2 separate regions of the Homo sapiens genome follow, and region 2 is linked to region 1. Evidence: chromatin loops called from intact Hi-C (ENCODE). Cell type or tissue: PC-9. All regions are shown on one strand. Region 1 overlaps IQCJ-SCHIP1 (IQCJ-SCHIP1 readthrough). Region 2 overlaps IQCJ-SCHIP1 (IQCJ-SCHIP1 readthrough).

Region 1 (8,000 bases):
TCTGATTCTAGCCCACTGAACGCTAATACAGCACATGCTCCTACTCTGCAGTGGCCCACTCTACCCTGACCATCATTTTAGAAATCATATTCCAGCACCAAGCTCCTTCTACTCCACCATCCTGTGTCTAAGCCCAAGCTAGGCCATGAATTTTCAGAACTTGACAATTCCAGGTCTTTATCTGCAGCCTGCAACTCTCTGTTGCTTAGACTCTCAAAATTCACAGCTGATTTTGTTTCATTTCATTCCTGGAAGATTCAAGTAGGGCAGTGATTCTCAGCATTGTCTGGACATTGGAATCACAAGGGGAACCTGAAAAGAATAACAATGCCTGGGTACTATCCCCCGAAGATTCTGATACAATGGGTCTGGAGGGTAGTGTGAGCATTAGGATTTTTCAAAACTACTCCTATGATTTAAATACATAGCTAAGTTTGAGAACCGCTGACTTAGGGGGCTGTTCCCAGCCAAGTTGTAACCTGGGATGGGGGTGGGGGCTGGTGACAACCCACCTCTCACCTGCATTGGGTGTGGTGGCCAGAATCTACAACAAAGGCAAGTCCTGAAACCAAATCCTAGGGAAACTGATTAAAAATAGCAGCCTAGTCCAATTGGGTTACCAGGTCTCAGGTAGCAGAACTCAGTAAAAAGAGAAATAGGTATGACAAGACCAGATCTTGGTGTCCCCAGTCAAGCATTGTTTAGATTCTATCCCTGGGTTTGGGAAGGGGGCATGGTCAAAGAAAATGAACATGATTTTCCCTATAGCAAACAATAATAGAATTTCCATGGTCTCAGAAGACAGCCTTTATTCTGATTTGTTCACATCTACAAATTTATACCAACTCTGGGTCCTGGAAGTCTTGTTCTTTCCCACATATGAAGTCTGATAAAAAACCAGAGGTGAAGGTGGCAGGAGCCTCAATGACTTGTCCAAGGTCACACAGCAATCTGAAGGTAGGCTTAAGAGCAGAGGACAGGTCTTTTGTCACCATCCAACAATGGACCTATAGGAAATTGATTTGTATATCGTGTATTTAAGCCATGAAGTCAAGAACTATGTGGAATACTCTTTTAAAATAGATCACTATTTAGAAAATTTGTGACTCACAAAAATGTTTTTTAAAACTCTTTTTCCATTTTGAAACTGTAGAGCAAGATACTTTGTTAAGGACGGAACCCCAGCAGATGAGACCCAGGTATTTGCCACTTACTGTAAAGGAAAAAAGAGAGAGAAAATGAATCTGGATATTTTACTGGATTTTTCCCAGCTACCAGGAGATAATTAAGATTCTCTAATATATTTGCTCTGTAATTTCTTGGGGAGGGCAATCACCTAGCTGGGATGCATTTTTTACCTAGAGCCAGGGTATTTATTCCTCTAAGGACTCACAATATAGTCAGATGCCAAGAACATGTGAATAATATTTCCATACAGGTGAATGTTAGGCCAGAAGTGAGGCACTAGAAGACTCATATCCCTGGAGGACTTCAGCTAACTGGGGCAAAGTCTGATGGAATCTACCTATAGACCCAGATGGCCAGAGAAGACAAGCAAGGCAATAACAATAATATGCAGCATTGCACTTTACAGTTTACAAAACACTTTAAGGCATTGTAGTAGCCATGTCTCAGAAAAGTATACAAGTCAAGCAAGTGTCACAAAATAAGTTGAAACAACTTAAGCTATTTTAAGAAGCTGGGGAGAAAAATCACTGTGGGAATGCCCCATGATTTGAAGAAACCTATTTCACAGGTGGCACAAGTAAGTTCAGCAAGATTATGTAACTTGTCAAGCTGACATGAAAATAATGATAGGCCCAATCCTAATGATCAAGGTTCTTATTTCACATTCAGAGTCTATTTTACTATCACACCACAGATGCCTCAAGTAAAAGAAATGCAGGCAGGGTTGAGAGGCCAGGATGCCAGAGTCAGGAAGAACAGCACAAAGAAGAAGGTTTGGTGAGCCCAGTTCTAGGACTGGGTGTGAGACATCCTGGGCTGGTGAGTAGTAAGTAGGTGGTTGGACTTAGGGCAGAGGCCTGGGGCTGCTGTCAGCCTTAATGAAGGAAGAGATGCCACCGTAATTAATGAGTGTTTCTGGAATGTCTGTATGCCCAGGTTGTATCTGCACTGAAGATCATCTGAGCCGGCTGAGCAGTATTAAGTCTGTCTCTGAAATGACCACTCAGATATCGCCTCAACCTAATAAAATAACTTAATGGAATTTTTCACTCTGATCAGATGGTTTCAGGCCCAGTTTAGGATGACTGATCACATTCCCTGAGCCGCTCTGTCATCCTCCCTTCGCTGGAGCTTGCTGGGTTGGCTAGTGATAGGATTTGAGTGATGTTGCCTTATGGTTTATGTCTCTGTTTAACTCGAATGAATATTATGGAACTTAAGTAAATTGTTTAAAATAAAGAATAAAAGCATTTCTGTGTCTTTTCTCTATGTTGAGGGAATGATGGAATAGTGGACTTCATTTTAGAGAAAATCAGATATATCGATCTTTTCATCTATGTGGATACTGAGAGCTTTCATACTTTGGTTTGGAAAGACGAACAAAATTCATACCCAACTAAATGCCTTATGTATGCCCAGAAAATTTTCCTCCATGAAAAAGAGATCTTACAAGAAATCTGTACCTCACTTTCTCTATCCTGTGAAAGTTAGAGATCTTTTCTCACATTTTAAATGATACATGATACATGTATGCCTATGTATAAATGCTGCTCTAGATCATTTGGGGGACAGAAGGAAGAGGGCGGAAGAGCACTTGGAAGTATAGAGAAGTTGTTAATAGATGTTCATGATGAGAGATTAGAGTTTAACACGGTAACAGGCTTCCACTTCGTAAAATAATTGGTTAAGATCTTGATGGGGATTTTTCTTCCCAAACCTCTTGGTCACCCTGACCTGACTTTAGAAGTATCAAAGAGTGAGAAAGTCACATGTAGTCACATACACACATCATAAATAAGTGTGTATCCTCATAAAAATATGCAGAAAATTTTAAAGATCATGATTTTTAATAAAGGATTTTATAGAAGCACACAATATCAGGAAGGGTTGTTAAAAACATAACATTGTGTTCACATGGTGTGTATTTATCAAATTAAGTTTATCTAATTAGCGTGGCAAAATAAAACCCTTACTATAATTATAATTTGGAATTTTTGTACTATAAGAATTTTTTTCTCAAATTACAAAAGCTTGCATATGCCATTTGTCTCTGTAAAAATTAAATATATTCATTTATACGTGGTATTTTAAAAATGAGAGATAGTGAGAAATTCTGGATGTGTTTACTGATGACCATGCCTATAATTAGCTCCAACTTCCTCATTTAAAAAGGAGATTTCCAAGAATAATAGCTCATCTAATTGAAGATCATTATAAACAAATTAGGATGTAATTGTGAGTTGTGCTAATGATGCATGTTAAATGTATAAAGTGATATCCTGGTGTAGAATTATGGTGAATATGTTTGTCCTTACCATTCTTTGTAATTATCATTTCTGTTATGCTTGTGCTGTTTCTGTTTTTTTTTTTTATGTGTATAACATTTTGGAAGTAGGGAAGTTGCAAAATTGGTGCTGTGCTTTGGGACAATTCATTTACTGAGCAGGTATGAGTTGGATTGGAGGAGCAAGAGAAGTCCTTGATGAAGGGAAGGGAGGAAGCTATAAAGAGAATGTTTAGTTTTATTAATATCTGATTTAAAATATCATGTATTAGATGTTGATTCAACAGAGTTATATCATTCAGGAAAATATGACATATCAAAGAGAAATATATACAGTAGTCTTCCCTTATCCTCAGAGGATATGTTCCAAGACCCCCAGTGGCTGACTGAAGCTGTGAATAGTACTGAACCCCGTATATACTATGTTATTTCATATACATACATTCCTATGATAAAGTTGAATTTAGAAATTAGGCACAGTAAGAGATTAACAATAAAATAGAATAATTATAACAATATATGTAATAAAAATTATGTAAATGTGCCCCCCAAAATATCTTACCCTTCTCTACTCATGCAGTTTTGGGCTTTAGTTGACTGCAGGTAACTGGAATTATGGAAGGCAAAACCACAGATAAAGGAGCACTACTGTATTTTTAAAGAATGTTGGCAAAAATATATTAAACCTCAAAACTGGCTTAGCAATTAATAAAACTTTTGAGAATGTCTTCTGTGCAAGGAATTTTAAGCATTTTATCATGCACATACTTGCAAAGTGATGCAGAGCTCTGAGGAAATAATCCAAAAGAAACTTTAAACATAATTGTAATATGAAATCACCATGAGTTATCTTCATGCAAATGTGTCTGGGTGACTCATGGCACTGATCCAATGACAACCCTTCTGTCCTCCCCAGTAGTTGTCCTTTCTCAGGAACAGGTGACCACGCCTGCCTAACCACATACATCCCTCTCCTGAGAAAAGTCCACTCTCCAGGACCTCACTCTAGCTGCTGAGGGCACTCCCTGGAGGATGTGTTTAACTACATCTCCCAAAAGACAAACTGCAAGCCCAGGAGGGCGATCTCAGCAGGCAAAGTATTCAGGACACAAGAGTGGCCTCTGAGCTTCTTTTCTTCTTTGGCTCCTGGAAACTAAGAACAAGGGAAGAAGTGGACTCAGCATGGGCAATTTTTAAAAGTTACACAGTTAGTTCAGCCTCACAACAGATGAACTGACTTTTCTTTTTTTTTTTTTTAAAGGAGTTAATGGTTTGGGCTGGTTGTAATAGCTCCTTGTAATAGATAGTAAAGAGTTTTCTGGATTGAAGCCAAACTTACCTTCAGTGAAAAACACATGAAGGTAATTGCTTAGAGAACTTGCACACTGAAGAGAAGAACAGTTCATGACATTTTAACACAATAAATGATGGGGAAATCCCATTAGGGAATTAATCTTTTATCCATGGAGCTAGAAAGTTAAAAGAGAGAAAACTAAAAGTATTCTTTTATCTGCTTTAAAGTGAAAAAACAAAATCCTAAGGGAGCTACATATTTGCTAGAAAGTACAGGGACTTTCCTGAGCTTGTGCTCTGATGAAATAAGGGGTTTTATTCTTAATGCAGTTTAACATGCATCTTCATGTGGACTTGTTTTCACTGAATACCTTTATGCTATTTCTGTAAGTATATTATTCTTCATTGTTCTAAACTTTGGCATCAAAAATTACATGTATATTTGATGATTCAAAGAAGATAATTATAAGTTTCTCTTCTCTCTTTTTGATTATGCAATATATAATGAGGGCACATTTACTCTCTCTGCATACTCGGCACTCAATCATGTTTGCTGTTCACTCACATTCTTCACTTTCTTAGAAGTCCTCATGCTCCGACTGCTGCTATCCCAGGTATGGTCTCCTGGGCCCCATGGTGGTTTTATAATGCTGGGATCAAAGCTCAGAGATTTAACTGCAGCCATTTTAAGGTTATGGCCCAGAAAATACTAATCAAAAAATTTAATAAAATGAAGATTGAGGGGAGCCTTGCTTTTCCAGGCTTCTTGCTCATACTGCTAATCAGCCTTTATTCATTTGACAAATATCACTGAGCACCTACTAGGTGCCCAAATCTAAGGGGCTGGAGATATAGAAATGTCCTTGCCTGAAAAAGTCTACACATAACTATAGTAGATCAGCATCTGAACAAGTTATTATAGTACCCTGTGAAAAATGCTATATAACAAAAAAAAATGTGATGCGGCTGTATCAGACAGAAATATTTCAATGCAAAGACACAAAGTAAGACTAAAACTCAGGGTAGCCCAAACAAAAAAGCTAATTTATTAGCTTGTACAACTAAAACAGAATTATTGCTGATCCTAGGCACCTCCAGTACCTACAATGTAATTGTATTTAGAGATAGATCTTTGAAAATGTTATTGAGTTAAAATGGGGTCATTAGGGTGAGACCTAATCCAATATGACTGTGTCCTTATAAGAGGAGGAGATTTAGACACAGGCATACACAGAAGGAAGTCCACATGAAGACACAGGGAGAAAAGGAACATCCAGAAGCCAAGGAGAGAGGCCTCAGAAGAAACCAATCCTGCCAACACCTTGATCTCATACTTCTGGCCTCCAGAATTATGATAAAATGAATGTCTCCTTGTTTAACTCAGTCTGTAGTCCTGTGTTATGGCAGCCCTAGCAAACTAATACTGGGCACTGTCACAGGCTCCATGGCGGCTTCTCATCAACTCTTACCATCACCCTTTGGGCTACAAAATAGCATCAGCTGTTCCACACTTTACGATTTCTCACTATATTATCCAAGTGCAGCAAGAGGAAGCTTCTAGTAGCTCTCCATGTTTTAGAATTCCCACTCTTTACCATGCCTTTGTCTGAACAGTTGCTGTGGCTTAGGGAATGCAATTTGTGGACTGGCTGAAGCTATCCAGGACACACCCCTGAGGGTGGGTGAGGTCAGTTCCATCCAAACCGAATAAGGTGAGGTCCCCAAAGGAAGGTCAAGGAATAGTTGTAGAGCATAGCATGGAGATAACCAACAAAGACCCACAGAAAGTGATCAAATAAATCTACCTGGAAAAGCTGAGCAAAAGTAACCCTGAGGGGAATTAAGGTGGGTCTTGGAGAATAAGTAGGTGTTCTGTAGAGAAGGACTCAAAGAATAATACACACAAAGGAAGCAGCATATATGAGGGCACAGAAGGCACAAAAGAGTCTGTTGTATCTGGTAAGGTAATCAACATGTCCCTGTCTACCTGGAAATTTCCAGTTTTAGCCCTGGAAGTCCTACATCCTGAGAACAACTCTTCTTGTTTCTGGCAGATATAGTTTGCCTGGAACTGTATCTATTTTAAACGGAAGTTCCACATCCCAAGACCCCCTTAGTCTTGGACAAACTTGGGTGGTTGGTCACTCTATGTTGGGGGAATTATGAGCAAGGTTTATGAAGCAAATTGGCTGGAGATAAAATAGGAAAGACTGGCTGAAACTAATTGCAAAGGACTTTTCATGCACCCTAGTTTGAAGTAGAGAAAAAAATCTGTAGTGTTCCTTTGCCATATTGCAAAGTAAGTTAGTAGGATGTTATTCTATGGAGGGTAGAGGAACTTCGTGTTAATCATACAAATGCCATGGACCTTTCACAACTTGACCTGTTTCAGGAAGTTCGTGGAACTTGAGGGCTATGTAGCATTGGGAGCAGCAGAAAGTTCCAGGCCAACACTTCTGACTCAGAGACACTGATCTCTGGGGTCAAGGGTCAGCACTCTGCTGGGCACATCACAATGCCCCCAAAATACTAGTTGATTCTTGGTTAACAAGCTTCCCTTAGTAAGTGGAATGGCCTCTTCATCTTCAACTATCCTCTCTGCATACCTTCCTCTAAAAGTTGTATCTCTTTTTTCTACCTTTTCATGCCTTCATTTCCAATTGCCAACCAGGGGCTTCAAACCCACCATACCTACCACTTAACTGCTCACCTTCCCCCAACATTACCTCTTCCACCTACTGCTTTCTGTCTGTTGAGGACGCTGCCATTCTCCAGCCACCCACCCTCATGCTGTGGAATACACTGCAGCCACTGAAAACAAGTGGCTGAAGAAAACAAAGTTGCAAACAATGGATATTTAGAATGATCTCATATTCATATAGATTACATATAAGTACTTTCAGATATATATAAACACAAATATACAGGAAAAATTATCCGGAAGTATATATACCAGACTCTTTTTTTTTTCTTTTTTTTGAGACAGAGTCTCACTCTGTCGCCCAGGCTGGAGTGCAGTGGTGCAATCTTGGCTCACTGCAACCTCCGCCTCCCTGGTTCAAGCAGTTCTCGGTATACCAAACCCTTAACAGTTACTATTTTGAGAGTGTCTGATGGGAAACGGAAGGGGGGTCCTTTTACTTTTTGCTTTATATACATCTCTGTTTAAATTTTTAAAGAATAAGCATATGTAACTATTTTCCAAGCAAAGATAATACACGTTCATTGTGGAAAA
Region 2 (8,000 bases), 410 kb after region 1:
TATGCATTATTCCCACTGAACCACGTAGTAAACTATGGTTACTTGAGAAATTTTATTTTTTGTCCTGAAATTAGAATTGCCTCCTTTCTCCCCATGTTCTGCATTTGTATTCCAGTGTGTGAATATACCACAATTTATTTGGCCTCTCTCCTGATAATGGGCATTGGATTATTTCAAAGGTTTTGCTCTTGTAAACAATGCTACGTATAAACATTCTTGTATATGTCTTCTGCTATACATATGCAAGAGTTTCTCTTTGGGGCATACCTAGGAGTAGAATTACTAGGAAAATACATGATTGTTTACACTTAGAATATAATGTCAAACTGTTTTCCAACATGGTTGCAACAGATTATACTCCTACCAGCAATGTTTCAGAGATCCTGTGGATCCATAACGTTACTAACATTTGATATTGCCAATTCTTTTAAGTTTTTGTGAAGATTGAATAGGTATAAAATGATTTTTATTGTGTATATTAGCCGTATTTGTTTTCTCTTCTGTGAAATATCTGTTTGGGTCCTATGCCAAATTGCTGTTGGATTCTTTATGCTTTTCTCATCAACTTATCGAAGTTCTTCAGTCATGATACTAATCCTTAATACACTGTATGTATTGCATATATCATTTCCCAGGTTGTAACTTATTTTTCACTTTTTTAATATGTGTTTTATGACCAGAAGTTCTGAATTTTATAGGTTGATTTTATACTGAATTTTATCAAACTTTTCTAGTCAATGGCTTTCTGTATCTTGTGTAAGAAATTTTCTTCTCCCCCAAGATCCAATAGACATTCATTAGATTTCCTACCAAGAGTCGAAAGTGTTGAGTTTTTAAAAGTCTGCAATCAGTCAAAAGTTGATTTCTTGATATGGTATGGAGAAGTCAAATTTGATCGTTTTCCTTATATATGACCATTTTTTTATCATATTTATTGGACAATCCCTCTTTTACTCACTGATCTTATAGACTACTCCCATATATACTGTATGTTAATGGAAATATATTCTATTTTATTATTGTTTCTATCTCAGCAGCAAAACTATAGTGTTAATTACAATAGCTTCAAAATAAGTCCTGATATCTGGACAGGAAAGTCCTTTTTGTTATTCTTTTTCTTCAGAAGTATGCTGCCTGTTACGGCTTTTTTTATTCCTCCACATAAACTTTAAATAATATAATCAAGTTCAACAAAATACTCTCTTGGAATTTTGACTGTAATTGCATTGATTCTATAGACCAATTTAGGAAGCATTACATTTTCTCATTGTCTTTCTATCCATGAATATGGTCTGTCTCCCCCTTATTTAGATCTTATTAGGTATTTCTTAATAAGGTTTAGACATATTACACATCTCTTGTTATATTTATTTCTTTCTTAATAAGGTTTAGACATATTACACATCTCTTGTTATATTTATTTCTAGATACTTGCTATTCTGATAAATTCTCTTCAGTAATGCTTTCTCATTTGCTGCTGGTGAACAGAAATGCAATTAACTTTGTATACTAGTATTATATTCAGCCACTTTGTTATTACTCCTATTACTTCTCTACTCTCCTATTATTTCTAATAAAGTTGTCTGTAGATTCCCTGGGATTTTTAAAGAATGATATCATCTACAAATAATGGCAGCTTTATTTATTCATTTTCAATTCTCATGCTTTTGGTTTCTTTGTCTTATTGGATTGGCTAGGTACCCTAATACAGTGAGGATTAGAAATAGTAGTAGTTGGAATCCTTAGCTAATTTCTCATATTAAATGAAATGTTTCTACTGTTTTCCCATTTCAGATGATGTTAATTTTATGTTTCCTTTAATGATTCTCTTTATGAGATGATGTTCCCTCCCAGGTATAACTTACAAAGAATTTTTATCATGAATGGGTATTTAACTGTATCACATGCTTTTTCTTCATCTGTTGAGTTGAAGAAAAAGTACAATTTCACTCTGTTAATCTATTATATGAATTAATGAATTACATTTATAGATTTTCAAAATATTAAACCATGCTAGCATACCCAGTCTAAACCTAAAGTGGTTAGGGAGTATTATATTTTTTCAGATACTGTTGGAGTATTATATTTTTTCAGATACTAATATTATAAATAAAATCTGAGTAAATAATTATAAATAAAATTCATATTTTATTTGTAACATTTTGTTTAGGATTGTTAGGTTTATATTCATGATTGACATGAATCTATTGTATTCTTTTCTTCTGACATTTTTGCTTGGTTTTAGTATCAGGGTTATGCTGGCTTAAAAATGGATTGGGAAGTATTCTCTTTCATATTGTCTAAGAAAAGTTTACATAATATTTTTATGATCTGTTTCTATAAAGCTTGGTAGGACTCATTTCTCTCTGGGCCTGGTGTTTACTTTGTGTATTTGCTTTAACGACAGCTTCCATTTCTTAAGTGGTTATAATATTATACATACTTTTTATTTCCTCAGATCAGTCTGATGAGTTATATTTTTCTAGGAATATGTCCATTTTGTTTGTTTTCAAAATTGTTGGCATGATGTTTTCTCATTTCTCTGAAAGTATTAATTTTAATTAAGTTGTTTAAAATGTTTTCCTGTCCATCATGACTTTTTCTGAGTTTATTTTTCATTTGTTTTGCTTTCTGCCCACCAATAACTAAGTATAAGACACTAAAAGCTGTTTATAAACTGTGGTTGGGGCTAGTTGGCATGCATCATCTGCTTAGAGAGCCCTTCCCTGACCACCCTATTAAAAGTAAACGTTCTCGTACCCATCACTTTGTCCGGTCTTACCCTGCTTATCTTCTTACCCTGATTTGTTTGTTGGGGGGGGTGGGGGGGGGCTTATTATAACCTAACGTTGTAGTATATATACTTTGTTCTGTCTTTCTCTAGCTCTAAAATATAAGCTCTAAGAGAGCAAGACTTCGTCTCTATTTTGTTCACCACTGTAACTATTGCCTAAAATAGTATCTAATACATAATCACTAAATATTTGTTGAATAAATGAATGGTGAACTTCACTATAGAATGGCTGAATAAGGACACAGCTCTTTCATTGGGATGCATCTAATTGAAAGTATCTAGGAGTCTTTTCTCTTGGGCTATGAATTGCGACTGAGAGAAACCCTCCAACCTCATCTTGAGGCATTTTAAACCTGGCTGCCAATGTTTTAAGACTCTAGCAGGGGAAAGATAGGAACTGTAGCATATAAAATTTTACTTAATTTCCTTGATTTCAGTAAAGCATCTCTTTGCCACCTCAGCTGTGCCTGAGCATGCTCCAGTCTCAACCTCTTAAGACAATAAATTTCCTGATTCTGCCAGGCCACAGGTGGTCAGGGCAGATAGCAGGGCAAGAGGGTCCTTTCAGGTGTTAAATCAATCTTTGTGTTCGGTCCTACTTCACTCCCCTACTTTCAGCTGTATCTGAGCATTTCGAGGATCCTGCAGTAGAAATGCATGTGCTTCCTCTACCAGCCTCCCCTGTGGGCACATGGTAGATTGAGGTAGTTAAGTCAAATACTCCCCACCCATCTGCATATTATCTTCTAAAATTTCATCAAAATCCCTTGTGTGCTGTTGTTTCCATTTCCTTTTTCTTTGTGCATATAGATTTGTACCTTCTTTTTTTCTTTAATATTATTTTAGTAAGATTTCAGAAGTGAGAGTAGATACTTGTGCTTAATATGCCATGGTTAACTAGAAGGTTTTCACTGTTTTTAATAGCACAAATATGTTGATTAAAACCCTGTGTGGAAACCCAGCTTGGCAGTCCTCCTTTGGTTCAGGAGGACTGAAGGAGAGAGACTGGAATACCTCTGCCCAGAAAATGTGTCCCCCATCCTAATTGCCCCTTTCCATGCCTGCCCTTTGGTACCTCTCTCCATCCTTCCCCTACAAGCCCCTGAAGCCTACCTGAAACTCTTCTGGCAAAGCAGAATTTGAAAATCACTGAGTCATCTGCCCCCTGTGGAGACACGGATATCTAAACACAAATGTATTTCACAGTAGCTCATAACAAGCTACACTTGTTGACTCACCATAAGGAAGATTATTTATATCCTGTTCTTTCTGATACTTTCATCTCCACATTCTGGGATGAGATCATCTTCTGAGAACACGATGACTGTTTGGGATCTCTCTCAGAATGATGGTTAATAATGAGACTACATATTTCTAAGAAATATCACTTTATCCCTATAAATTTAAAGTTTGCAAAGACTGACTGTCATCCTCCTCATCAGTAATAATGTAGGAGAAAAGCCTTTAGAATGTTCAGTTGCAATTGTGTAACCCATACTCCCTATCCCTGTTAGAATTTGTTTCTGCTGCATCACTATCCCTGAAATTCTTCATTGAACTGGAAATACCTTACCTCTTACTTACAAAAGTACTTGAGGGATGTCAGAACATTGAGTTCACCAGTATGGTACTCCAAAATGTACCAGAGCACATAATAGTATTTGAAAAACCATTAGGTAACTTACAGAAAAGCTATCATTTTTTATGCCCTCCTCCAAGGATTACCTCTAGTATTCTAAAATATTACACAATTTCAACGTGAAATAGATTTTAAGTGGATCTTTTGAGGAGTAATAAGATTAAAACCAGGTAAACCTGATATGAATTTACTACTCTGAAGAGCTCAATGCCCAATTTTAAATGAGGCTGGAGATTTAAAATTAATTGACCAAGCAGTGGATTCCTAAATGCTAAGCTTACTTTTTAAGGCAGGGCCTACTGAGGTGAGTGGGATCTTTGGCAAACTAATGGAGTTCTGTTTATGTTTCTTTAAAGGCTGTATATTTGCCTGTAGAAACTAACTCCATGCACAGTATGTGAGAAATTATCAAGTAACATGAGGGTCTGGGAAGACTGGAGTTTCAACTGTTCCTGTGAGCGTGAGTTCCTCTCAGTTGTCTGTTGGGTTTTAGCCCCACTGGATTTTTCTAGATGTTGCTATCTCCTAAAGCACTTCTTAAGAGTGACAAGTTGTTAAATGAAAGCTAGGCTTACAATAATCCCATAAAGACATTTCATGCCTAATAGTGCAGCAAAATAATATTTGATGTTGCTTCATAACTCAACTAATTAAATTTGACTTATACTGAAATGTGGCAAGTAGAGTGTCATTTTTTTCTTCAAAATTTGCTAATCCACACATTATCAGCCCTTTACAAACTGAAACTGTATAACCTTTGTCATTTTTTCTATTTAAAAGTGTTTCCGTAAAAAGTTTTTTAAAGCTTAAAATGAAATGAGAAAAATGAATTATCTATTTTTGAAATAAGGTTTCTAAGAAATATTAGGGTTAGTCATATTCTTGAAGAAACATTTTTTCTATTATTACTAGTATGATACTTTCCTATAAAATATGTTTTCATTGGCCAAACTAATTATCAGTTAGCATTATGTTTCAGATGATGAGCTTGTATAGCTTAGTGTAATTAAAGGAATAGAAACAGGCTTAGCTGCTGTGGGAACACAAGATAGTCTTTATTAATAGATATCTGGGAAATCTTTTATTTTTTAAACATTACAACCTGACCTAACATTGTGAAGGAAGTTTTCTCTGCCTTCTCCTTTTACCTTTTCTCAGAGTAACCACGAAATAAATTTGATTCTCACCTCTCTTCTTACCTTACCCCAAGAGAGAACTTATTTACATACATATACATATAAACACAGTCTTTTTCATAAAGTGTGCAATGGGATGATGTGACCTGAAATAGGCTATACCATTTTCTCCAAAGGCTGAATATTATGAAAAACAGAAATTCCCCAGAGAACTTTTGAGCAGCTGCTTTGAATAATGATTACTGTTTACTTAACTCAACCATTCCAACATCACCCAATCAAAACTCATTTCTTTCTTGGCCTTATAGGTTTATTGGTAAATGGCTGAGACAAGGCCAATAATGGACACCTGCCATCTCCTTTTGTGTTTGGGCTGGAGGGCAAGGAGTGGGGGGCACCCTAACTGGGAGCTGTTATCAACTGGACCAATAACAGTGAATCCAGAGAGACTTCAAAGAAATAGGATTCACAGGGACTTTAAAAGTGAGGAACTGAGAATCTGTATATACAATGTGCCACGAATCACAGGTCGAACCAGCATCATTTTGCCAAGAAAGTCAATCATCCTTTTGTCTCTAACAGTAATAATTGTTGTATGATTTTCTGGAAGAAGTAAGCACAACGGTTATATCTGCCCAGCGTTAATGAGGAAAGAGGTTGTCTAGTTCCAACTCAGTGAAATTGCCTGTCTGTGGCATCTTTCTTGAAATAATAGATGCATACTGTAGCAACCTATTTATAACATGCAACATATCTTTAACATTTCATATTAGTCTCATACATATATACTAAAGATTTGCTTTAAAAACCCTTCATATAAGTATTTCCAAGGTGTGTGTCATTGCAAATGGTAGCTAATGATGACTTCTTTTTTTTCACTATTTGAAAGGCCACTGGGTAGTCTAAAAAAAAAAAAAACAAAAACTATCATTTTTTATGCCCCTCCTCTAAGGATTGCTTCCAGTATTCAAAAATATTACACAATTTCAAAAGTGAAGCAAGATTTGAAGTAGATCTTTTGAGGAGTAATAAGATTAAAATGGCAAAACAAATCTAATTATGTAAGCAATTCTTCTCCTTCACAAACCTGAAAGAAAAGCAAATTGGTATTTGTGAAATTTTCTTTGTCTAATAAATAGTCTCACTTTACAATAACACCAATGACCCTGGTTTAATTAGGTGCAATTAATTTTATGCAAGCTGAATTTGACATCTTGCTAGAGGCATAACCAGCTGTACCCTGTCTTATGAATTTTTTTTTATCACCAATGAGAATTCAATTGCCTGAGCTATTGCAAAAGAGGGGGAGGCAGGAAGAAAAAGACCACAGGGCTGCATTTTATATTTAAAAATGGCTCTAGTAGACAGCTGAATGTTTAATTAAAAGAGTTTCTAGGAATTATTTTTCATTGGTGCATCATCTTTGACAAGCTATGATGACTTTATTACTGTAGTTTGCATTCTCTTTGGACAGTGGTCCTATACATGTGTCTAGACACACACAGTTCACGTGACAGTGCTCCATTGAGAGTGCACAAAAGCATTCATTGCTGCTAGAAAACATTCTAACTGACTGCAGGTGAGCCATGTTATCTAAGGTTTAACACCATCCTTTTACTCAATCCTGTTGTAAAATTTTCTGTCCTGCTTGGATTGTTCTCATTCAGATTATTGCACGCATTAAAAACCCATGGAAAGCCAGGCACAGTGGCATGTGCCTGTAGTCACAGCTACTCAGGAGGCTGAGATGGGAGGATCCCTTGAGCCCAGGAGCTTGAGGATAGCTTAGGCAACACAGCGAGAACCTGTCTCTAGAACAAAACAAAACAAAACAAACCATGAAAGAGATTTCTGATGAGAACAGAAACCATTAGTGCAATCAACAGATTACAAAGAGGAAAACAAGATCCAATGGCTATAATTTGTGAAGTGTTTTCTAAGTAGACAGAATATTTATGTATGGCATTAGAAAATCAGTGTCATTGAAAACACTATAAAAAGCTCAGATCCTGCCATATTTGTCCCCCATTCTTCCAGTCTCCCTGCTTCTGTCACCAGAGACAATCACTGTTCCAGGATTTGTATTTGTTCTTCCACCATCGATCATGAGGTGGTGTATCCACATGCTCTGTTAATCACCATGCTTTTTCACTTATCAACATGTTTCGGGTCTGTTCACTAGGCAGGCAGTGTAGCGTGGTGGGTAGGAGCGGGGTATTGGGAACCAGAGGGTCTGGCTTGGAATCTTGACTCTGCCGCTTACTAGCACTTACTAATGGCTTCACTTGTGGCTCAGTTTCCTCATCTGTAAAATAGGGTAATAATTGTGCCTACTTCATGGGGTTACTGTGAGGAAGACCAGCAAAGCACTCAGAAGAGTGCCTGGACGAGAGTCAGTGCTGCATTAGTAGGTGCTGCTACAGTATTTCGT

Evidence for each region. Peaks named below come from ENCODE experiments on the same cell type or tissue, not always from the same donor. Only the 100,000 strongest peaks of a DNase experiment are listed, where the experiment ranks them.
Region 2: it touches region 1 in a loop (4-fold over the local background); 1 of 110 quality-filtered maps calls a loop at or near these places.

Annotation. Positions count from the first base shown.
Region 1 is chr3:159,453,850-159,461,849 of GRCh38, forward strand. All of the region lies in intron 4 of IQCJ-SCHIP1 (IQCJ-SCHIP1 readthrough), which reads left to right. All of the region lies in intron 1 of SCHIP1 (schwannomin interacting protein 1), which reads left to right. Among named protein-coding and RNA genes, the nearest start is that of MIR3919, 180 kb to the left of the region's middle. In PC-9, a CTCF peak has its summit at 4,811; a DNase peak (open chromatin) is centred at 4,352; H3K27ac peaks cover 1,962 bases.
Region 2 is chr3:159,868,546-159,876,545 of GRCh38, forward strand. All of the region lies in intron 5 of IQCJ-SCHIP1 (IQCJ-SCHIP1 readthrough), which reads left to right. The region is part of intron 3 of SCHIP1 (schwannomin interacting protein 1); the gene reads left to right. Among named protein-coding and RNA genes, the nearest start is that of IQCJ-SCHIP1-AS1, 100 kb to the left of the region's middle. RefSeq lists an enhancer at 3,476-4,675. In PC-9, a CTCF peak has its summit at 3,932; a DNase peak (open chromatin) is centred at 4,026; H3K27ac peaks cover 2,631 bases.